Linked DNA regions of Homo sapiens: all the other regions are linked to region 1. Evidence: chromatin loops called from intact Hi-C (ENCODE). Cell type or tissue: B cell. All regions are shown on one strand.

Region 1 (5,000 bases):
ACGGCATGCAGGAAACTGCCCCCATGATCCATTCACCTCCCATCAGGTCCCACCCTCGACATATGGGGATTACAATTCAAGATGAGATTTGGGTGGGGACTCAGAGCCAAACCATATCACCATAGTTTGCTTAATCCTGGATTTGATAACTATAAAAAAGTCATCAAGTTTTAACATTCTTTTAGTCAGTCATAGTGTTAACTTATCTCTGACTAGCTATCTTAACCCTATTGAATTTAACTTGCTACAGTTCAATCTGCTTAATTCTAATTAGTAGAGCATCTGTTATTAATTTACCTTTTTTATATACTTAGGCAGATCTTTTTTTTAAAGCTCCCTCTATTGTGTGTGTGTGTGTGTGTGTGTGTGTGTGTCTGTGTGTGTTCTGTAAGAGAAACCACTTGACCTAACAATCCTAGAGCTAAAAGTCAGCTTCATAGGTCATTTCATTCATATTTCTGCCTTTGGGAGACATTACAATTACATGCCACTAAAAGCTGATGCTCTCTCTCATTGACATGGTTTCATAATAGAATAGCAAATGTTGAGCAGAATAAGGAATCCTGGCTTGGGAATAGGAAGGCAGAGAATGAGATCCAGAAAAACTTCCAGAAGAGGTCATTTTTACCTTGGGTCTAAGATTTCTGGTGTTCTGCTAAGAAGTTGGGGACAAGGGAGGTGGGAACTGCTGGTAAACGGGAAATAACGTCGATATTTTAGTTCCATGGAGCTTATCTTAAATATCTCAGAAATCCTACTTAGGAAGAAAAGTTTAAGTCTTGCTCTTTTACTCTCCAGTACTCTAGTATCTTTATGGACACTTTTAAAGTTACCTTCTATGATAATGACATGATATTAATTTCTCAGAACTGCAGTTAATCCCTGGGGTCTGTGGATTCCGAATTTCAAATCCTCCCATTTTGTTGGTCTGTTCCTTGCATGCTAGTTTAGAGGTAAGTGATGTGTGTTTCAACCTTCCCACATCTTTGCGTTTTTTCTTGATCTGTTTGTGACAATTCATAGTACTTTCTCTGCTACACAGCAAGATGATACATGTGCACTGTGCATGAACAAGGGACAGAAGGCAGCATTCCCCTTTAGGACAGTGATGATGTGGTGAGGGTCTCCCTTCATTCATGTCACCAGCCCCCAGCACAATGCTTGGCACATTGTTGGCACATAGTAAATATTAAATGGAACTCTTTTGGGGAGATACGTTTTTTACTCCACTTAGAATCTGTTTAAACATGAATAAGTTATTTAACCTTCTCTTGGCCTCTCTTTATACCAAATAAGCATGCAATATTTAGTTCTTCATAAATTCGCTCATTCAACATAAATTTATTGAGAAAATATTGTGTGCCTGATGTGATTACTAGGGACTGTACTTTTTCTAGTTCATTGTAGGTGAATGAACTGACCAAGTACCATGTGACAAAGCTAGGAAAGACTTACTTGAAGGAAAAAAGAATAATCAGAGTAAACCAAAGATTAAATAAGGTTGTCTCATAAGGTAGGGTGGTTTTATGATTTTTTTAAATTGGGACTTCTATGCCATTATGTCCATTTATAGTCTCCACTATCACTGACTCAATATTTTCCTTTAAATTAATTTATATTTTTATTTAGGTAAATTTAGTCTCACCCTGAAATGATAAATATACATAACAAGAAAATGAAATTGTGATTCCTTAGATACTATTATTTAGTGTTAGACTAAATGTGGCCAAGTAAAAATATATAGGTTATATAGTATAAAATTCATATATAATGTAAATGTATAAATATTTACATAAATAATGTAAATATATAAAGTAATTGTATATTTTGTATACCTATATTTAAGTAAAATATATTTTAAGTAAATGTGCATATATATTTCTAATAGAAGTTTTACATAGAACTATTCAAACAAGGATTTGAAATTTTTTCATGTCTCCTTCTAAAATCATGTAGTTTATGATATTTTGGCAAAAACTTATAGAGGATTTCAGCATCAAATGAGTGACAGGATGAAGATTCAAAATTCCTTCTAATCTAAAATTGCATAATTCTGTGAACACTTACAGCAGTTTCTCATTCTGGCCACTGGATGGCAGCATCAAGTTCCTCTGTTTTTATTAAATTTCACCACTGGATAGTGATCATCACCTCATTTCATTCTGTCTCAATTTAAAGCGCACCTACTCAGTTTAACCACTAGATGGAGCTTGTGTTGTTTTCACTTCATGGCAGAATTTTTCTTTAACTTGGAAAATAGACACAGTAACGAGATTTTTCAGCCAGTGATATATATTTTTGACAGTTTTTTGAGTAAAAATCTGCTTAGTAAATCAGATAATGATATTTGAGTTGTTTTTATAGTATCCATTCAGATAAATATTTTGTTTAAACATTTTAAAACAAAATAAAGTTTCTGCATTCCTTGCAAGTTTGTATCAGCGAGATGTGTGACAATATCAGAAGCACCAGGACATACCTTAGGAAGAGCTTGTACCTAAAGTAATTTCCTCTGGTGCCCATATCTTTGCAAATAACTTCTCAGACGTACCTGGAAATTTCCTTTTAGACGCCTTCACTTTGGCATACTTTCTGCAGTGGACTGGCTTTTCTAGTAGTATTCACCCTTCTCTTGTGGGAAAGGAAGCACATTCCTATTCTTCCAGCCACTGTTTTCCTACCACACTGTATTAGAGTCACCTAGACAAAGTTTTTATTTTCAGTTATAATCTGAGAACTGATTTATTTTTTCTTTTTAATATCTAAACTTAAACCTCAGCCTCCTGAGTAGCTGGGACTACAGGTGTGCACCGCTACACCAGGCTAATTTTTGTAGTTTTTTGTACAGATAAAGTCTTACTATGTTACCCAGTCAATATCTAAACTTAAAACCCTAAAAGCCACAAGAAGAATGATATGCATTTCTCTGGATCTTCTAATCACTTACATATTTCCCTTGAGCCTCTTTCTGCTCATTTCACTGCTGAGACTATGTTCTAACCAAAATTATCTTTAGTTAATCAAGCCTTATGTTGGTAAAAGTGTTTTTTCAAAATTCTTTCCTACTGTAAATTGCAAAATTTTTGAATTACAAACTAATGCATTGAATTGCTTCCCTTTCTCTGTTAAAATGTCTTATTTTCTAGACATTTATGGGTTTCTCATGTGAGTAAACATCAGTGAATTAACTATGCTTCTATTAATACTTACCTTCCTTTAAGTTTTATTTATTTATATTTAGAGATGAGGTCTTGCTCTGTTGTTCAGACTGGAATGCAATAGTACGATCATGGCTTAGCATGGCCTCAAACTCCTGGGGTTCAAGTGATCCTCCTGCCCCCACCTTCCAGGTAACTGGGACTGCAGGACTGCACCACCACACTTGGCTGATTATTATTATTTATTTATTTTATTTCTTTATTTTTGAGACAGGGTCCCCTTCTGTCACTCCTAGAGTGCAGTGATGGGATCTCAGCTCACTGCAACCTCTGCCTCCTGGACTCAGTTGATCTTCCCACCTCAGCCTCCACAGCAGCTGGGACTACAAGAGTGCACCACCATGCCCGACTAATTTTTGTATTTTTTTATAGAGACAGGATTTTGCCATGTTGCCCAGGCTGATCTTGAACTACTGGCTGCAAGTGGTCCTCCTGAGTAGCTAAGACTACAGGGCATGCCACTGTGCTCAGCTTATTTTTAAATTTTTTTAGAGATGAGGTCTGGCTATGTTGTCCACGTTAATCTGGAACTCCTGGCCTCAAGCGATTCTCCTGCCTCAGTCTCCTGTTTGAAATGTTTGTTTTTCAGTGCTATAAAGAAATAGCACTTGAACGCAAATTTAATTTATTTAGTAAGGCCATTTTTACTTCCTGCAGAGAGGATACACTCGCCAGCAGTTTTGCCATGAGAGTACACCGAACAAAGGAGACAGGGTCATTTATAACCTGACGTGTCCACCCTACTGCTGTGTCCAGTTCCAATGGCTGGAATGGGACCTCCCATTCTGTATTTGTCCCGATTGGCTAGTAACTTAGAACTTTTTAAAAGACGTAAAGGTAGAGGGTAACAAAGGAAGGAGGAAGTAACTTGTGGAATGCTAAGAAAGGTAAAAACACTTTTAAATAAGGAAGAGGAACAGGCTGTGACCTAATGCTGCTTGGACCAGTATAAGCATGCCAGGGCAAATATTTAGGCTAAATTGTGGGAGCTAAAAACATAAAGTATATTGATTTATTTATTACAGCTAGCAGATATTTAAGAATGTTAGCACAGGTCTTTGAATAAATTTTGCTTCTAAGAGAAGTTACTATTTATTCCTAATTAGACGGGAAGGAAAGTCTTTGAAGAGGAACCTCTACTTTACTTTTTATACTCCTAAGCAGTTGGGATGACAGACGTGAACCACTGCACTCAGCCACCTTATCTTTTTAAACCAGTTTATTCCATTTTAGGAGATAGGTGGTTGAAGTTTCAATAAACGAAAGAAGTAAATGCATGAATCAAACTGCCTCTTTGTTGTCTCTACTTTTAAGAAATATTCAACACAGTCAAATACGAACTGGAGGAGAGATTCTATACTTAAGAATCAATCACATATAAATAAGACCTTAGATTTTTAATGCAATGACTTTTTAAAAAGATATTAATATGGCTTTTTTTAATAAATACATGTGTATATGGTTGATTGATATAAAAAATAGCACATTGTAATCAGTTTCAAACTGTCCTTTTGTTTATATTTTTTTATCTGAATCATTTATACAATAGTTCTTAAAATATTGTGGATCAAGGGATGAAGCCTGAGGCCAGGAACCTGGTGGCAAGTACTCTCTCCCTCAATGGACACGAAGTGTGACCTTACACAAGCAACAACTCCCTTTGGATGTATTTGCCTTATTTTTTAAAGTAAGATGTTTGGACAAGATTATTTTGGAAGTCTCCTCACTTTCCAAAATACTTAAATTTAAACAATACGTATATTATATTTTGAGGGTTCATAT
Region 2 (5,000 bases), 250 kb after region 1:
TTTTCAGTTTTAGTAACTTCTTGGAGTTATCACTTTAAAATTGTGTTTCTAATCCTCCTATACTTGTAAATAAATTTGTAAATATCAGAATCATATTGTTTATGATATATGTAAAGTTTTATTTCCCCCTAAAAGTCTATAGACTTTAATCTGCCCTCGTATGGAAGTTTCTCTATTACTTTAATAATAATTTTAATAATGTTATAATTACAGAAGCACCAAAAATAAGGCATGCATCCATCTCTCATTGTATAACATCATTATTGGTGTATTAGTTTGTTTGCATACTGCTGATAAAGACATACCCAAGACTGGGTAGTTTATAAGGAAAAAGAGGTTTAATAGACTTACAGTTCCACACGGCTGGGGAGGCCTCACAATCATGGCAGAAAGCAAAGAGGAGCAAGTCACATCTTACATGGGTGGTGGCAGGCAAAGAGGGAGAACTTGTGTCAGGGAACTCCTCTTTATAAAACCATCAGGTCTCATGAGACATGCGCAGAACAGCACAAGAAAGACCTGCCCCCATGATTCAATTACCTCTCACTGTTTCCCCACCAACAACATGTGGGAATTGTGGGAGCTACAATTCAAAATGAGATTTGGGTGGGGACACAGCCAAACCATATCAGGTAAATATTAATTGCTCCATCTTAAACGTGAGAAAACTGGGATTCAGAGAGGTTAAATAACTTGCCGGATTTCACACAGCTGATAAATTACAGAGCCAAAATTTGGACCCAGATCTGTTTTCACAACTTGTACTCTTCTCACACTGGCATGCTATTTAGAAGGTTAGCCCTTTTCTGGTTAGGCTTCCTCCTCTACTTTACAAATCATTAAGTGCTGCCTCCTGTTGGTCTCCCTTGGCGTTACGCTGTAGCCAGCCCTTCAATACAATCAGTGAAAACAATCCTTGTTGGGAGTAGATCATTTCGGAGTATTGATTCTAAATTTGTCATTGTTTTCCGTGAAAGCTAAGCATAGAGTATAAATTGCCACTCACCACATAAAGTTGATGACTTTCTATGCCCAAATGATTTGACAATTTGTGATTTTTCCCCAGGAGTTTTTTTGCTAACATTTTTCAAGGCAAAATATTCAATCCCTGTCCAAAATGATCAAATTTTGCCCTGCAGCAAACTTGTAAATTTTTGCCAGGACCCGTGAAACTTCACAAGGCAAGAGATCAATAATGTCACACTGTTCCCTTCTCACCGCTTTCCTCAATGTACACACTATCTAGTTTGAAACTGCCAACATGAGAAAGTAAAAAATTTAAGGGACAAGTAAGGAACTCTCTCCTCATCTTTTAAAAATATAGGTGATATCTTTAAAGTAGAGATGATCTGTCTGTGCTCAAAAATTTGAAGTAAGACAAAAATTTAGTTTTGGATATTTAAATTAATTTTACAAAATAGCAACATGCATGACTCTACTCTTGTATTATCCTGTTGTGTATGTTCACATACCCAAAAATATTTTTGGTGTTCTGCCTATTGTGTCTGATGCTGTCAGCCTTTGTTGCAAATCAGGACTTAGGCAAAGAGCCCAGATGGGCTTTGCACTGCTGTCATGCCAAGGCACTAAGACATTTTACTTCCACCTGTAATAATATTAAGGCTTTACTTCTTCAACATTAATTTGATGCATACCTTTCTTTTTTCCCCCACATTAAAAAACGTCAATAAGTGTGAGCCAATGTTTCAGTAGATTTCATCACTCTTTCTCTTCAAACTTTGTCTTTCTATCCAGGTCTGTCTTGTCTGCCTGAATTGTAACTGTGAATATTTTCCCATGTTCACCTATTGGGCTTTCATTCTTCTTGATATCTAATTCCTCCTTCAGATAACTCATCCATTTTCATGGCTTCAGCTATGCCTTTACTTGAATGATTTCCAAAATTCTATCGCCAATCCTTTCCCCTCATCTAAGCACCAGTCATTTATTTTCAACTCTTCACTGGACATTTCTACTTTGATGATTTGCCCCCTTTTCAAAATAAACAAGCTGAATTCTCCACCCCTCGATCGCCTCCCACTCCTGATTTCGTTTTTGTTTTCAAGAATAGAAACCTGTTTCCGAATATTTATTTGGAAATAAATATTATCCATACTTGAAACTTTGGGCCAAGGCACAAGAATGGCAATGCAAAGACGTACAAAAAACTGGAGTTAACATACAGAAGTGCAGTGAGCCAGGCTCAGCTGTATGGACTTGGGGCCTTGGCCCTGTTTTACTCAGCGCCACCTAATGGTCACCATTTAGAAAGGCAGGCCTACTTTTGCCAGATGCAATTTTGCAAAGGAAAATGTAAATGTCAATTTTATAGTGAAATTTATCAATATGTTTAAACGTTGTCACTGTTAAACAAAATGCAGCACTCTGGAAGCAATATGAAGTTTATATATGAGTATGTTTATTCCAAGAGCTGCCAATTTGTGACCACTACGAAATCAGCTGAGCTAAAAGACAATTGGAAAATATATAAATAAATAAAAAGTAACTGGCAGCTCCTCTTGGTTATGATAATGATGCTAGAGCTAACACAGATAACCCAAAAGAATGGAGCCGTTCCAGTGCGTCACAAGACTTTAGGACACTTACATAGTGTTCTGAAAAATAGGCTAAACTAATTTCATCAGTGAGATAACCAACATTGAGCTAAACCCACAAACCTGAAATTAAACATCACACATTGTAAATCAGTGAAGCAAAAATCAAACATCCAGAAACTACAAAAAGTAATCCTGTCTCTTTTAAAATAAGCCTCAGGTTATTCTTCTTTCCTTAAAGGTGCTCTGAGGCATGAAAAGTAAATTTTCAGCCTAAGAGTGGTAGATTTCAATGAATATACAATATGGTTCCCATGTCTCAAATTCTTACTTTGTTCTGTTTTTTTGAAAGACAATGTACATTTGGGTTTTACATAACATATAAGCCTTTGGAAATAAATATTACAGACTTCTAATGTTAGACTTGTGGAAATTGAGCCAAAGACATACACCAGTCAAAGACATATATTGATGACATAAAGCAATCTTTGTGACAAGATCGCTTAAGATTTCAAAAAGACATATGCAGATGAAATTAAGCACATATAAATTTATCCAATGGTTACTTAAAAAATAAAAATAAAAATTAGATTAACTGCCTTCACACTTGGGATTTTTACTTGTAAACCCAATACTAATTGAGAAAATTAAGAAACTATGGAAACTTAACTAATTCAATATTTTTTTTCAATATACTGGCAAGGGTATTTTTATAAACATAAAGGAAATGCAAAATATAAATATACTAAAACATTAAGATATATAAACACTCAAACTATCATTACAAAATCTATGTGAAATATAAATCAGGCAATTGACAGTAAATAATATGAAACTTGTACTTTGTTTGCTTTAGAAATATTATTTTATTTTCCAATATCTTTACCTCGGTCAGGTGGCCAAACTGTCTGATTAGAAATATCTTAGCATAAAGATGAAAAATGCATTCTATGAACTACTATAGCATAAAGGCTTTTGAATTTCTTCTGAGTTGCCATTGATCTGCACGCATTCATTTCTGAATTAGAAAACAGCTAATATTTTGTGAAAAGAGGATACATATTTCTTTAAATTGAGAAACTAAATTTCATGTTAATATAGTATCAGTTTATTGTACTTCAGATTTTAGCACAAGCATTTCAGAACACTGAAAAACTATATTTAGAGTGAGATCTACATATTCCATACAGATGGAATCAGTCCATGAATATATATTGGTATCATTCTTGCCAGTCCTAATAAAACTCTGTCTTTAGTGTGTTTGAACAAGGCTTAAGTTATACATGAAAACTGAAACATCAAACCATTATATACCATTTAAGTGTAGATAAAATAATTTTACATCCGTACAATATTTTTAAATGTTGACTTTAGCAAAAACTTAAAAATTCTCTGAAATTTGAAATGAAAATTCATGATGCACAAAATTATGAAAGAAGAAAATGTCTACTCCAAATATCCCATAACTTTTTTGAACAAACTCTGTTGTGATTTAATCTTTTTCATTTACATTTTCTGTCTGTATTTGAGTTTACAAAGTGCTTTCAAATGCAATACAACATTTAACCTGCACTATGGCCTTTTGTGAAAAGTGGTGTTATTGTACTTTTAATGATGAGAAGAGTCTCCTGGAGGTGAATGACCAACTTCATCATCACACAACCAGAAATAAATGGTAGGACTGAAGCTTGAAGCTCTGGTTCTCTGAATGCCAGCCAGAGTGTTATTTCTAACAGACCACAGTGTGCTATGCTGGTTTCTGATCAGATCCGTTTTTCCTCTATCCATTTTACACACATAAAATACATGAGAACAAGGTAAATGGAACAATTCTAAGTTTTTTAGTTTTTCTTTGTAATTTGACTCTCTTGAAATCCCAGCTTTGTCTAAGCATAGCATAACTCGAATATGAAATCATATTCATGTTTGTGTGCATCTGCATGTGAGTGTGCTCACCCATATGTATACATGTAATGAATTCCTATACAATTAAATGCACTGCTTCCTTTTATTTTCTTCAGAAAAATTGCCATGGTTCTAAGAAGAAAATAGAGAAAAAGAGAATCTCAGTAACTATACAGGAATCAAAGGATTTAGTAAAATGGAAATGCATCGGCAGGAAATCATAAATTTGTTATTTTTTTAAAATACAGTCATGTGCCAATAGGATTACATTCTAAGGAATGCATAATTAGGCAATTTCTTCATTGTGTGAACATCATAGAGTGGAATTACACAAACATAGATGGTATAGTCTACCACATACCTAGGTGATATGATGGAACCTATTGTTTCTAAACCACGAACTTATACGGCATGTTACGGCATTGATCTTATGGGATCACCCTTAGTATATGGACTGTTGTTGGCCAAAACATTGTTATGTGGCACATGGCTATATATAGCCAGGTGGGTAGAGCCCATCTGGACTGTAAATACATAATT
Region 3 (5,000 bases), 130 kb after region 1:
GTTTTCTTTCTTTTCCTTTTATCTAGCTCTGTAGTACAGGCATCTGACCAAACATTATGTAGAAAATAAACTGATCATCTCAATTAAATTCTAGACACACACAAATATAATTTAAATTCTATTTTTCTGATTCAAGAACAAGCCTTATGAACTGTTCTTATACACTGCATTCTTCAGTTAAATCTCTCTTATCTCATCAATGTAAGGACAGTGTTTTGTTCCTAATCTTTATTGGACTATTGTGGATGACATTTGTAAGCCATTTTGGTTTATAAGGAAAAGCTGGAGGACAGTGGAGTGAGACTCTCCAAAGATCCAGGCCTCTGATATGACTACACAATAATGTGTCTTCCACTGCAATTTTCTTTACCACTGGGAGGGCAATTTTGTTGAGATTTTTTAATATTTTCTATATACATTAGGAGTGCTGCTTTCAAGACAGTGCTTTCTATACAATATTAAAATAATAAAAGAAACAAGATTTTAAAAACAGCAACAAACAAATAAGCATGAAATTCGAAGGTTTCCTAAGGTATTTTGCAGACATGCTGTAGAACAGATGAAAAAGTTTGTTAGCTAGAATTTTGACTTTTACACAATATGCCCCTGGGAGAAGAAGATTCAAAAACCACTGGAGATTTCTTTCCTTGTCCATGCCACCCTTTGCCATCTCATGCTGTGAAAATCTTTAACTCTATTTACCAAGCACAAATTGGACTTGCCAAAAGGTTCAGAAAGTTTATGACGACAGTGAAGAGTCCATACTTCAAAGAAAGAGCTAGGGCTCTCACAACCACATATGTGGCTGCACCGTTTCCATCTTAACCTGAGCATAGCTAAATTTGTTTATAATCTCCTACTGATAGAACATGGTGCTGAATGTACATGAGATACATTTTTTTAAAAGTTAGTCCTCTGATTACTAATTTGAATCCAAAACTCTAACCTTGTTAGCATCTGGACTTATTTCCATAATAACAACCCCTTCAGAACCTACAAAGTAATGAATAATTGACAACAAATGAAATGTTTTGATAGTTGTCGGCACAAAGCATGTTTAATGTTTTGTGTTGCTTCCTAGCTAATTATGTAGATGACACATTTGTCAGACCTTGACTGCCATTAGAAACGTGTTTCCAGAGGGGAGAAAAACAGGCTATTCATAGAGTAATTAGCTAGAATGCTCAATGACCTGTGAGAGATTCAAATCGCTGCCAGTTCAGACATTGTTTTGTTACAGAGCAGAGGGGTAATTAAAATTCCAAATTACAGTCCTATGATGGAGCATTTGTTTGTTGACAGTATACTCTTACTCTAGTTTGTTAATTTTTTTTTAAATTGCTTCTAATCCATTTTATAGCTTTAGGAGTTCCGTCTTTGAATTTGCTGACAACTAATATTATGGTAAATTGTACTTCAGCTGAGTACTGCGTGCCTCACAATTTCAAGGGACCACAAGGTTGGTGGGATAAAATAGCTCCTTCTCAAGACTGACAGATCAGGTGCTGTCAGCGAGAATGCCTCTAACATGGAACATCTTGTCAAATACTGCTTCCAATTCTATATGAGGGGGAAATGAACTAGTGGAAAATACAAAGGTAGAGAGGAAAGCAACAATGAACAACTAGAACGGAGCAAGAAGCTGTTCTCCCAATAAGAAATGATTGATTAAGTGTTCTGTTACCGAGTAGGAGAGAAGAGTGAGAGCTGAGGATGATTTGGGAAATGGTGTTGAGATTGTGGTGCTGAGTTCAAGGCAGAAGATGCGGCCGTCTGTAGGAGGGCTCACCTAGATCACCCAAAGGATGGCATGTTTCACAGTAACACCTTTCATCTCAGGTCAATAACAAACCATGGAATGACAGATATCATTCATGAGATGTTTCAAGGAAATATTGGGATAGTTTACAAATCTAGAGGGCTAAAATAGTCTAAAAAATTCAGTTCCAGTGGAACATGTATTTAGGTTGCTGAAAGTGAGAATATAGTTTTATTAAAAAGATCTGACAGAAGTCACACGGTGTTTGATGCAGGCGAACTGACAGAGGCATCCAGTGAGCGCTGATTATCCCGAAGTCACTGTCAGCTAGGATTGATTTTCACTTTCTCCGTTTATGTAACGGTTCCTGTAATACAGCTGACCCCGAATCACGTTACCTTGTCATTTCTCTGCATGGATCAAGAAGAGATGAGCTGAAAATAGCTAGACACTGACCTTGAACTTACCAGAAAAGTGAGAAGTGACAGTGGGGTTTTTCTGTAGTTCATGTACAGAGACGAAGGCACACTGTTCCTCTGTCGAGTTCACTGCAGCAGCACAAGGGGGCAGAGCAGTACTAGAGATTACAGGTAACACAGCTTCTGCAACAGCATGGAAAGACTCTGAAATACGGAGTTAGAGCCAGAGGTCTCATTTTTACATCTTAGTTTAGACATAAAGGAGAATTACTGATGAATCAAAATCTCAGGTCCCCTGATGTTCATAATCAGTAATCTAAAAGTGTACCTTCTAATTAAAAAAGGTTACCTAATACGCTGTGTGCCAGCAACTATGCTTTTCCACTAAATTTTTGCAGCATCTCTTATTTAATTCTTATAATACTCTTCACTCTTAAAATAACTTTGGAACCATAGTCAATATTATTAAGAGAGGTTTAATTTATGGCAAACTCCCAAGGTGATATGTGTCACTTTACATACAATTGTATCAGCAGATGGGAATATTCTTTACATATTTACCAGATGTTAACACCCAAAAATTAAAACTGGAGAGTGTTTAATGGCAGTGTGCACTCACGAACAGGTAAAAGGCAAGCTAGAAAATGGTGTTTACCATTTAATTTACATTTATTTATGCCTGTATGTCTTCCCATTTTAATATCTGCCTCAATTTTCAAAAATGTATTTTAATAGATCATCATTATAACCTTGATTAACCTAAAACACAGTATGTCAAATATTATCCTTTGCTTGCTAGCACTTAGTTAAGCTAAATCATTGCTGTACTGATGCTGAATGTTTCTGATAAATGGCACTTTAAAATCTTGGCAAGTGAAGCAGAGAACTGAAGCAGGTTGAGAAACAGAACAGCAAACACTGACTCAATTATCCCCCAGGTTGTAAGTGCCTTATGTAATGGCACGGTAGCATCTTTGCTTGTGTGATGGCACAATAACATTTTTGCAGGCCTCCATAATAACTAGACTCTTCCTTGTATACAGTAGATTCTATGTATGTGTACAGGTAGTATATGTATATATACACACACATTTCTTTATTTATATAGATATATAGAATATATACATATCTATATACAGATATATAGAAATATATGGAGAGATGTATTTGTATATAATTTATATTTGGACCTATTTTTATGTTCCAGGAGAAAATAATAACATATATATTTACAAGCTGAAATATCAAGATTGCCTCAAGGTTCTTCTTCTGTAAATATAACTCAGGACAAGCTGACAATAAGATCAGAGAAACAAGTAGACTTCCAATATGTTTCAAGGACAGAATAAATAAGAGATCATTCTATTGCCAAGAATGTGGCAGAAAATATTCAGAATATCTGTGTCATCACAGAAATCTATAGTACCTAGTTTTTGCCCTTTGGCAGAAGAAAAGCACAAGTCCTCTGACTTAGAAAGATTTGCTATTTGGAGGAGGCGATATAAGTGGGGGCGGCGGTGTGTTTATAGCTATAAAATTTGTGTGTCTAAAAATGACACCTTCGAAGGCAAGCCTGAGGAACAGATGCATTCCTTGAGAATCACACAATTACTTTGCCTTTCTGCTCCTCAGAGAGTGCAGGAGACCTCTTGCATGGCCTCTCCTAGGTGGAAGGAAACCCATCCCTAAACGGTTGATTAGCCTCTGCTTCGGAGGTCAAGGCAGACATAAAGGTGTTGTCTGCTAATACACTTCCCCAGAGTTTTATTTTTTGTTTCATTCTTTTTCTTTCCACTGCCTTCAGTGTGCAAGGCTTTTAATAAGGGACTTCAGTCCCTGATGTGTTCAGATTCGGTTTATTGTTACCATCTGTTTAATTATCCTCTCAGGTTTGTGTTAGGAAGCATTAAAGTATTTTATCCAGCCTTTGAATCCCCATGTTCCTAAAGAGATGTGGGTAAAGTACGTGTCAGTTTTCAAAGAGCATATTAAAAACTGATAAGCAGAACCATCTCCAAACAATAACATGTAAGGCAAATACATTTTTTTTACATTAATGCATGTTACAACTAATTAGCAAATGTACAGCAATGTGGCAATCTCACGGAAATGATGCCATCTTCTCTATATGAAATCTCATATGCTTCTCCTTTGAGGTGATGGATTTTTATGATTCCTATTCACTTCCAATGCACTGACAATAGGTTTATTGGGGGAAGAGATATGGAATTTGATTTGCAATAGGACATATAGTTGTCATATGTCAAGCAGATTTATGGATGTGCTGAAGTTAAAGATAAATCACATACCCAGAGAAAAAGGACAGAATGTTTGGGGAAAAATGAAAAAACCCAGGGGAAATTCAGTTACTTGATTTTTTTCTCCTCTTCCTCTTGAATTTCCTCCTCATTATTATTATTAGATTTCATGTCATCATTATTATTACTACATTGCATGCTTTTTTTTTTCTGGAGAAAAAGCAGCATGTTGCTTCCAGTAAGCACTATAGTCACTGTTATATCTGGTGCAGTTTTCCATGTGCAAAAACCATTGATAACAAAAATTACATGGGCTGACACAGACGTGTTATCAGTTTATGTCCAAATTATTTTATATATCACTATTTTAGTGAAATTTTTGGAAATTATAAAACAAAATTAAGTATAAATGTGTAAGTATCAAAATGTTTTAGATGTCAGAAACCCTGAAAATCAAACGGAAATAAATCATGCTTTTACTTCCTAAATCAAGGAAGCCAAATGATTAATCATTATTCTTTTTTATGTATCCCTTACGAGGTGATTTCAATAAACTTTTTTTCT
Region 4 (5,000 bases), 76 kb after region 1:
TAGAGGAGACATGAGATTATCTGAGTACTCAATCTATGCACCCCGTCAACTTCTACATGCTTAACAAACTATTTAAGAAACCACCAAGGTTTTTGAATCTTCAAGATGAGTCTATAACTTAAGAAAAAATTCTTTTTTAACATAGCATAACAAAACCATATGCATATAACCTTGACTATTAGTTATTTTCAGAAGATATATTTATGTTTTATGTTATTTCCTTTCCATCCTGTCCTTCGTCAAGTTTTAGATTCTTGCTTGAATTGAGGAGAGCTTTGTTTGGTAGATTTTACATTTGAATTTAATTTGGTCAAGATTCATCACGTTGATTGATTAATTTCAGATTATATGTCTTAATTTACTTTGATTCTAATTTCCATTTGCCAACTTCTCTCTCTTGAGCTTTTTTCTTTAAAAAAAGATCAGGAACTTAGAAGTAGTAGTTGGCAGCATTTGATGTGGTCTATAGACAAGCATGGAGGAAGATGAAAAACTGTATGAAAATATATCAAAGTTCGATTGCCCTTCTGTGTCCAAATGAACGAGATGATATCTGGTATTACAGACCTAGGAAAATAATGCTTCTTTTCCCCACTCACCTCCTAAATCCACTTTGAACGGTTGCAGAGCCCAGAGCAGGAGTAAAAATAGAGACCCATATATCATATTACCAAATAATTAAAAGTTGTAAAACAAATTATTAATAAACTATTAAATAAAACATGGTTCTCTCTTCCCACCATGACATACATTCCCTTATAATGACCTGGAAAACTAGATTCAAAGTTAAAATTCTTATGCTTTTTAGAGTCCACCCTGAAATGCGGGTGCAGGAGAACAGAGCCCCTTGCCCCTGGTTCTCAGTTTGAGTCCTGGTTTATTTCCCACCTTGGGCTCCATCCCACAGCTCAAGGGATTCACTGACATGTATGTCCACCCCTTCCCCTCCGAAACAGCTCTCGCATAGTCAAACCTGAGACCTAGTGGTACACAGAGCCTTGCAGTAAAGGAAAGAATTTTACTAAGATCTGAGAACAGGCTCAAGGCTCTTTGGGCAGGAAATTTCCAAATCTTCAGTACCTTTAGGTGTTTAGGGGTACAGAGACATGGATTTCAGCTAGGCACATGTCCCTGGCCCTGAGGACTCCTTACCCTATAGGAAGGAGAATGACTGAAAGAGAAACCAGAGCAAGGCCTAAAATATGTAGGTCTCATCTCAAGGCAGGGGCTCCACTTGTGTCAGTTTTATGTTAGAGAAAAAGCAACCTAAGGTCATTCATATAAACATGTGAATGGCCAATAGTACTAATTCTTCAGTAGGGCTGAAATGGTCCCCTACTTCTGAAATCAGTGAGGTCACCAAATTCGCATTTTAAAGATCCAATTTGTAGTGCGATAGTTGGAAACCTGGAAGGTGCAAAGTGGCAATTCTGTTGTCAAGTGGGTCAGCAAAAAGCCTTCTTAGTTTATAATACCATTGGAAAAAAAAGAGAGATGGCACAAATCTCACAACACTAGTTAATTAAATTAGGTACAGAAATGGAAAAGGAAAGAAAATCCAGATATTATTTAGTTTTCTGTAACTCTTTATAAAATTTGAAGTCTCTCAATGTCAACTTTTCATCATGACTTTATTTGCTAATGTCCTGGGACCATTCATATCAGAGTCTCCTTAACTCAAGGAGCATTGTAATATAAGAAGGGAGCTTGTAGAGCAAGCTGCTGGCCTTCTATTGTTTTGCCAGTCTAAATCTGCAGCATAGCCTGCTGGTGGGACTGGCACCAAGCCGGATGGGTACAAGGCTATAGTTGTTGTTTATGGGCAATGTCTCTTAATGATCAGTCATTGCCTATGCCTTACCAGTACTTAAATATTTTGTATATCACCCTTATCTGTTGGATCTGTTCATTGCCTTTGGGGCTAAATGAAAGAAGTAAATTATCTGAAACATAATCTCAAGTAAGCTGTACACAAGAAAATGGTAAATGCATTTTAAATATAGTAAATATTGCAATAAGTGAAACTCAGATATAAAAAGAATGGCATTAGTTCTCTACTATTCAATCTTTTGTCATGAAGTGGGCTAACTCAACCACAGGAAGCATGACTCAGGAGACAGTGTGTTCTACATTTCCAGTATTTTTTTCTGCCCAAATCTCTTCATATATGGCTGATCGAAGTAACCGAGTCTCCAACTAACTATAGAGCCATGTAACTGTGAGATTTCTGAATTTACAACCTCCCTACAGGAAGTACCAGGTGGCCACGAAAGGCAGCATGGTCCCCATCTCTAATTAAGCTAATGTAAACAAGTGCCACAAGATGGCGCCAAACCACAGATGAAACTGACGCCAATTTGGATTCTTTGGGTGGATGGATCTCCCAGAACTTCCAGCTGGCTAGATGACAGGATAGCCCTTGTGATTTCATTCATTAACCTTGCAATAATACAGTCTTAGGTTTTGCATGATTCTTTTTTATTATTTGGGTCTCATTTATCTTCTTTTAGAGGGATTGTACTATACAAATAAATAAAACAAGAGAGAGAGGAGATGGAGACACCGATCAGTAAAACCAAATAGGAAAGTTTGCATAATAAGATGTGGAAGAGACAGCAAGTTTGTTTGGACAGCCAAATGTCTACTAATTGTGAATGATGCCTATGATTAATTCTACAAACTGGAGAAGGGCTCAGCATTGATAATGCTATCAGTATTGGCAACATTTTCTTACTCTGTGACATTGCTTTGTATCAGCCAATATTTCAAGAAGTGTCTCCCTAAATTAAGTGAAATAATAAAAGTAGCCACAATCCATCCACCAAAATGGTATTTGTTAACACAGATAGTATGACGAATTTTTGATGGCTCTACTTTGATTTAAGAATAAAGAATGAGCACTTAGGAATGACATGATTTTAAACTGGACCTTGGCTTAACCACAGGATTTCACCTTCTTTTAACTCATTGATGTGTGCTTTTGTATACACATGCATCCATATATATATATATATATATATATGCTTATATATATATATGCTTATATATACACTTTTATGTAAACTCTAGACATACAGAGCTATTTTTTCATTAATAATGTAGGTTTTACTTGTTTATAGTTGAAGGTAGAGTATCTCACTAGATTTTGTATCGTCCTAGATTTTGTGATCTGTAAAGAAAAAAAAATCATACTGGTCACCTAAAATTAATACAACTTAATAATATAAAATTTACCTAAGCTTTCATTTTGGAGTCCAGAAACAGTGGCTTATCCATTAACCATTTTGCTCTTCTATGTTATGGAATCCCAATTTTCTTTTTGGCTGTCAGTGTGCCCAGCTTTTAAAAGACCACATTTATGAACTTTGTTTTCCTGGCCTATAGTGGTCTGTAACATAAAAGTAAAATTATTAAGTGAAACAACTAAGAGAGTGTTGTTTTGCTCATTTGCCTTTTATGCCCCCAAGGAACTCAGACATGAAGGCAGGAGCTAAGGCAGCTGTCTTGGCATCATGAGGGCAAAGATAAAGAGTCACAAACACCTGGACCCTTGCTATTCTAAGGCACTGAATCAGTGCCAGCAACGAACTAGTTTTAGATTCATTATGTAAGAAAAATAAACCCTATGTGTCTAAGCCACTGATATATTGCATTTTCTTTTGTAAGTAACTGAATACAATCCTAACTAATACAGAGAATAAATATCAATCATCTTTATATGATTGTCTTAAACATATAAGTGCGCTAAAACTAGATACCCATAAGTGTTTATTGAAATGAATTGAGCTAAGATTTTGCAAAGCTTTTTACAGCTGTAATGTTTCTAACTCAGTTTATAAGTAATGCTAATTTGAGCATTCCAAAAATGCAGTTAATTCAGTTATTATTTATTAGGCATTTACTACATGCCAGGCACTAAAGAAGATACTGGAGATACATATTGTAGACAATACAAAAAACCTACTTGATCTAATGGGGATGCACATTCTTGAAGAGGAAATGAAATGAATAAATAGAAAAATAAATAAAAAATTTAGTACCATGAAAAAGAAACAGAGAGACAAGATAGAAAATGTGGAACAAGATGTGACATTATATAAATAAGTTGAACAGTCAGTCAGAATTTCAAGCTGAAATTTGCAGAAACTAGCTATGGAAAATGTGGGAGCTGGGCATGAGGATGGGGTGCAGAGTCTCCGTAGCAAAGTAGACAGCTAGAGCAATGTCCTCCAGGAGGGAAGAGCTTGGCATATTTAATAACTGAAAGAAGAGATAGAGTGGGGACAGAGCAACACACAAAGGAGAGAATGCCTAATATGTTGTAAATGCTCAAGATATATTTGTAGAATAAACAAACATGACTACTGTAAAATAATTATGTCGATATAATTAATCAGTAATAATTAGGACTGAAGTTCAAAAAATACCATACGCTTAAATAGCTCTATTTTTGACTATAACTTACATTTTTTTTTCTTTTTCTTTCTTTTCTTTTATTTTTGAGATAGAAACATTGCCCTCAATCTTCCAGTGAGCCAATAAAGGTTTTACAATGAGTTAAGCATAGTAAGAAGATAGTATTGTTTCCCAAGAGCCACAATAGATTTTTTTTTATTGTATGGAAGGATAAATACATGTTTTCAGTTTACATAATCAAGCATATTTTAGAGAGTAAAAATGTAACTCAGCTGAAGAATCATTATCAGATTTTTTTTTAAACTGGAAACTTTCCCCCTGCCCCCAGCTGTCTACAGAAATAGATTATTTCTTCTAATTTTCTGATTTAGTTATAGTCATAGTGTACATAAAAACAGATTTGATTTTCTTGGAATCAAACATAAAATGAAAGCCAAGGCCTTATCATTGAAACAAGACAGCAGTTTTGCAAAGCTGTGTACATCCTTTGAACTCAGATGACATTGTCTCAGAGGAAAAGATGTTTGATGAGTTTTTTACACTTTAAAGCTCTTGCTAAGGAAAATGAGCTAGGAATCTCCTTT
Region 5 (5,000 bases), 190 kb after region 1:
ATGCGGGGATAAATGAGTAGCTGGGACCACAGGTACACACCACCAGGCCCAGCTATTATTTTGTATTTTTAGTAGAGACCTGGGTCTCGCCATGTTGCTCAGAATGGTTTGGAACCCCTGGGCTCAAGAGATCCACTCACCTTGGCCTCACAACGTATTGGGATTACAGGCGTGAGCAATAGCACCCAGCCTTCTTTTATATTTTCTAAAGACAAATGCTAAGCCTGCATTACTTGATCAAATCACACGACCATTTTAAATGAATCTTAGTATGCACTGCCATATTGCTTACCCAAGGAGTGTATATGCTTTTATCACTAGCAACAAAAATGGTCAGTTTAGTCATAACCTTGAAAAATTATGTAGTTTTTATCCCATTGATAGTTTAGTAACTAATAAATAATATAACATACTATAATTTATGCTTCTTATATAAAATTTGATAGCCTTCATTTCATTTATCAAGGACCTTTGTATCTTTTATAAATTTTAATGAATTAATAAGCAATATTAATAGATGCTTACTCTGTCAAGCACTTGGCTGAATTCTTTATCAGTAATACTTAAATGATACTACAATATAGACTCTATTATTGCTTCCTATTGTATAAATGGAGAAACTCAGTCAACAGTATTAACCTCTTATTTCTCCCAAATCTTATTTTATATATAGTTAGTATCACAGAATTTAGCCCTGACCTCTGCTTGAAACACGTTTGCTTTATCTCTCTTGCTTTAAGCTATTTGAGACTAGTGAGCAAAAATGGTCCTCTTATTTCATGCCATCAACAGTACCAGGTACTTCAATTGTCACTTAATAAGTATTATTTTATTAATTTCTATCAAGTTTTCTACTTATAAATCCATAATAGATCATCATACCTTGTATTGTCTTCTTATTTTCCTTCTTTCTCTTCTTTTTTATGTGTCTTTATTTGTCTCTTTAATGTATTTTCTCTTTCTCTCAAAGAAAATTTAACTTATCTCTGAATATAAGCAGGAGATGGTAAAAGGAAAGATAAATTATTGGCTATATTTGACATTCATAAGAGGCCATACCTTTAGCCTTATTTTGAAATGAGGTTATACACATTTCCCCAACAATACACTGACAGGCTTGAAAACAGAATACATTCAGCATTCACTTTAATTTTTAATTGTGAACACTGAAACTATGCCTTAGCTTATCTGATGAACCATAGGAATTTCTTCATTTGGGGAATTCCGTCCCCAAACCTGTAAGTAACCCTGGCTTCTCTGAAACTCTATGACACCTTAGTAAAAAGTTATTTTCAATGCTTACATTTACAAAATACACCTGACAGTATGTTTATGAAGTCTCAGCACCACAAACTTTCTTCTCCCTCGGCATCTAGGTCTTCCCGTCATCAGCTCCTGTGTGGCTCTGCGTATCTTACCACAATATAGAGTCACATTCTTCTCTCCTTAGATGGACATAGAAAGATATACTTGGGGGTGAAAATATGGCCAGAAGATGGCTACGAAAAGAAATGCAGAAAAAAGATTGTGCAGTGGTTACGTCTACTAGTGCCTGCTTTCATCCTAGGGCCCATAGCTACTAGGCCTTCGGTTGGGTTTTTGTTTGTTTGTTTTAACAGTTGTTATTCAGAATGGACTTTCTTTGGAATGTGAGACTAAGGTGTGCGCCTAACGTCATCATATTTTTTCTTTAGTAGTTTCTGCTCAGTATCGCAATAAATTCTTCCAGGCTGAATCTTTCTTCATTTTCTTGCAATACTGACAGAGATGGGTATTTTTACACCTCAGTGTCTTTTTGACCCACCTTTTAGCAGTCATAAATTACAAGATGCTTAGAATATGAGACAGAAGAAGTAAGTTCCTAGACCAACCAGTTTGAGAATGAGTCTGTACGTTTAACAGTGTCTGAGTGATTTTGCGGTAAATCAATCAGGGACATTAGAATAAATTACTTTCACTCCCATCACTGGTGTGGAATCAAGTCAAATCCAGCATGACCAAGTTAGGTAACAAAGGCAGATGGACCAAATAAGAGAACCTGAAATTTGTCAAGGAACCTCACATATATTTTCTTCTGACTTTTTGGTTTGCCACTCTGTCATTACCTAAAGAAGGCAAAAGAAAGGTAAGCGTAGGATATAAAGCTTTTGGTGTTTAGAGCAAATGAATGTGTTAAACCCGGAGTTTAAGCTAACAGATTCTTATAACGGTAATGAATATTTTAAGAGCCATTTTTCATCAAGCATTTTCCAGATAAGCTGTTACAATCAAAGTTGCTGTTATTATGTGCTGCCATCCGGTGTCCATTTTGTAGAATGCCAAGCTGATGGCTTTGTTGAGTTTTTGTTTTTGTTTTTGTTTTGGGGGTGTTTTGTTGTTGTTGTTGTTGTTTGGGCTTTGATTTTGTTTTTGTACTTCTATTTGTCTGCTAGTTTTTTTTGCATTTTTCCAACTTCACAATTCAGGATTTGCTTTAGGGAAGTTTTATGAAGTGTTTCACTTGGATAAAATGTCCCACCAATTGCATAAATGGTACATAAATGCCCTCATAGAAATTTAGTTCTCCCTACTTCCCAATTGTAGTTAGCACCCCTTTTCCCCTTAGATGTAATTTGTTTTGTATGTCAAAAGATAAGATAAATACCTGCATTTCTTTTTTTGTTTTGTTCTGTTTTGAGACTGAGTCTCGCTCTGTCACCCAGGCTGGAGTGCAGTGGCGCGAACTTGGCTCACTGCAGCCTCTGCCTCTCTAGTTCAATTGATTCTCCTGCCTCAGCCTCCCAAGTAGCTGGGATTACAGACACCCACCACCATGCCCATCTAATTTTCTGTTTTTAGTATACTGGGTTTCGCCATGTTGACCAAGTTGGTCTCAAACTCCTGACCTCAAGTGATCAACCTGCCTCAGCCTCCCAAAGTGCTGGGATTATAGGTGTGAGCCACCGCACCTGGCCCAACACTTGGCATTTCTTGCCCTAGGATTTGTCTCCTGCATGGAATCACTAGGATCAAACCCTTACCTGATTGTTACCTGTAAATTCCTGTGGAAACTGATGGCTGTCTCCCTTACTCTTGGCACTTTGGACTGTCTTACTAAAGTTAGATATTTCCTGAACTGTGTGTCTTAGTTACCCCTTTAGTCTATCCAACACCTTAATTTTTGTCTCTCTGTGGAAAAAATAGAAAACTATTCTCTCAAAGTTATGATGAAATGTGGAGGCACTGATTGGTCAGTGGGTGAATTTGCCTGCTGACCATCATGATAGGGGTGGAAGACAGGGATAAAGGGCTCGCAGTTCAGCATTGCAGGATGGCCCAGGTCAGGCTAAGACATGGCTTTGCTCCAAAGAGAAAGAGATTCTAGTACTTCCCTGACAAGTGTTCCTTATCTCCCCCTCTTAGCTCCTCTCATGAGGCTCTCAACTGGCATGCTCAGAGTGACTACAGAGAGAGCTGCATGCCACCTGCTGAGAGACCATGGAGACACTGGAGTGAGCAGGGGCCTGAATCCCATCTCTATGGCTTGTTTTCCCTTGGTTAGGATGCAACCTTACTGGGCTTCAGTTTTCTCTTCTGTAATATGGGAGTATCCTAGGCTCATTCAGAAGACTTGGTTTCCATGTTTATTGTCCATCTTCTTGTAGTTAGAAGTACAGTTTTTGAGGAATGTCTTATTTTCCATCTCTTTTCAGCCCTTAGAATTGTGTTTGGCACGTGGTAAATGTTTAATGGAGACATGTGACCAGCTTAGTAATTAAATCACATAGTGCATATAAAATGCCAGGTGGCATACCTGGAACAGAGCAGAAGCCAGTGCAAGCTCAGCGTGGGAAGCCCTCTGGAGAAAGCTCAGGTATTGGACACTAGAAGCATAAATTAGGAAAAAATATCCTATATCAGAAGTGTTCGATAGTTAAGAAAAAATAATGCTAAGAATACCTTAATAACTACTAGGAAACTAAGGAACAGAGAAAGGAAAAGAAATTTTTCAGTCCTTGTTAATGACGAACAGCAAACATAAAGCAGAAAAAATCTCGATTTTTTCTGAAATTTGAAAGGCCATATACTCTTTTACTCAAAAAATCTTTAATAATCACCTACTAAATGTCAAACAGTATGCCCAGTACTGGAAATGCTCTTAAGAGGAGAGAGGTGGTTTCTATTTCTTTGTGGGAGCTTGGGGCATAGAGGGACTTCCTAGTGCAAAAACTGTGTTTATCCTAGAAAATAGTCTATTTGCAAAGTTTCCTCAGAAACTGCTGGACACACCTATCCTGGCTAAGGCTTTTAAGCTTGTATGAGTTGCCCACTTCCTGAAATGTCACCTAATATATTGAATAAGGGTCATATATAGTGATTTGGTTGCGTATAGAAAATATCAAATCCTTAAGTCAAGGTAAAACCTTGCCAAGTGATCCTTTGCACACTCCAGAGCTGACAATGCCTTACGAGAGAGTCACTATGTTAAAGTAATTGGGTGAGAAAGCTATTCCCCTGATATGCTAAGAACTATGGGCAACACAATGGGTCAGACATGGCAGCCATAAAAAAAGGATGAGTTCATGTCCTTTGCAGGGACATGGATGAAGCTGGATACCATCATTCTCAGCAACCTAACCCAAGGACAGAAAACCAAACACCGCATGTTCTCACTCATAAGTGGGAGTTGAACAGTATATAAAAAAGAAATTATTCTTTGGCCATTGTTGTAAAGTCATAATGTAGTTAGGGCTGGCTTCACCGGTGTGCGTCCAGGGCCCCATGCTCAGAAGGACTCTGCCCTTGATTTAATGCTAGATTGTTACTGTCTTAAAATACTTCATAATTTTTGGACACGGAATGGTGCATTTTTATTCCGCACTGGGCTTTGCAAATTCTGTACCCAATTCTGTTTTTCACTGGCAGATAGGTGTAAACTCATGTCTTTCAGTTATTCAAAAAAATATGTATTGAGGCCCTAAAAAGTAAATTAAAAAAATTTGGATTTAAAAAAAAACAGC

The links. Hi-C counts contacts between places; a loop is a spot of excess contacts. Peaks named below come from ENCODE experiments on the same cell type or tissue, not always from the same donor. Only the 100,000 strongest peaks of a DNase experiment are listed, where the experiment ranks them.
Region 2: it touches region 1 in a loop (11-fold over the local background); 6 of 110 quality-filtered maps call a loop at or near these places.
Region 3: a loop joins it to region 1, with 5 times the contacts of the local background. A loop is called at or near these places in 9 of 110 quality-filtered maps.
Region 4: a loop joins it to region 1, with 11 times the contacts of the local background. A loop is called at or near these places in 17 of 110 quality-filtered maps.
Region 5: it touches region 1 in a loop (21-fold over the local background); 22 of 110 quality-filtered maps call a loop at or near these places.

Annotation. Positions count from the first base shown.
Region 1 is chr2:143,032,369-143,037,368 of GRCh38, forward strand. KYNU (kynureninase) reads left to right here. Exons shown (of 14, transcript NM_003937.3): 12 at 868-953. Among named protein-coding and RNA genes, the nearest start is that of ARHGAP15, 95 kb to the right of the region's middle. In B cell, CTCF peaks have their summits at 2,172 (motif pointing right) and 2,377; a DNase peak (open chromatin) is centred at 2,133; H3K27ac peaks cover 834 bases.
Region 2 is chr2:143,282,032-143,287,031 of GRCh38, forward strand. All of the region lies in intron 6 of ARHGAP15 (Rho GTPase activating protein 15), which reads left to right. Among named protein-coding and RNA genes, the nearest start is that of ARHGAP15, 160 kb to the left of the region's middle. In B cell, CTCF peaks have their summits at 826 (motif pointing left), 2,248 (motif pointing left) and 2,449; DNase peaks (open chromatin) are centred at 860 and 2,240.
Region 3 is chr2:143,160,116-143,165,115 of GRCh38, forward strand. The region is part of intron 2 of ARHGAP15 (Rho GTPase activating protein 15); the gene reads left to right. LOC107985949 (a long non-coding RNA gene) reads left to right here. Exons shown (of 2, transcript XR_001739723.2): 1 at 1-5,000. Among named protein-coding and RNA genes, the nearest start is that of ARHGAP15, 33 kb to the left of the region's middle. In B cell, a CTCF peak has its summit at 2,323 (motif pointing right); a DNase peak (open chromatin) is centred at 2,326; H3K27ac peaks cover 2,494 bases.
Region 4 is chr2:143,108,717-143,113,716 of GRCh38, forward strand. No RefSeq gene overlaps it. Among named protein-coding and RNA genes, the nearest start is that of ARHGAP15, 18 kb to the right of the region's middle. In B cell, CTCF peaks have their summits at 2,329 (motif pointing right) and 2,528; a DNase peak (open chromatin) is centred at 2,325.
Region 5 is chr2:143,220,320-143,225,319 of GRCh38, forward strand. The region is part of intron 4 of ARHGAP15 (Rho GTPase activating protein 15); the gene reads left to right. Among named protein-coding and RNA genes, the nearest start is that of ARHGAP15, 93 kb to the left of the region's middle. In B cell, CTCF peaks have their summits at 2,298 (motif pointing left) and 2,499; a DNase peak (open chromatin) is centred at 2,282; H3K27ac peaks cover 1,494 bases.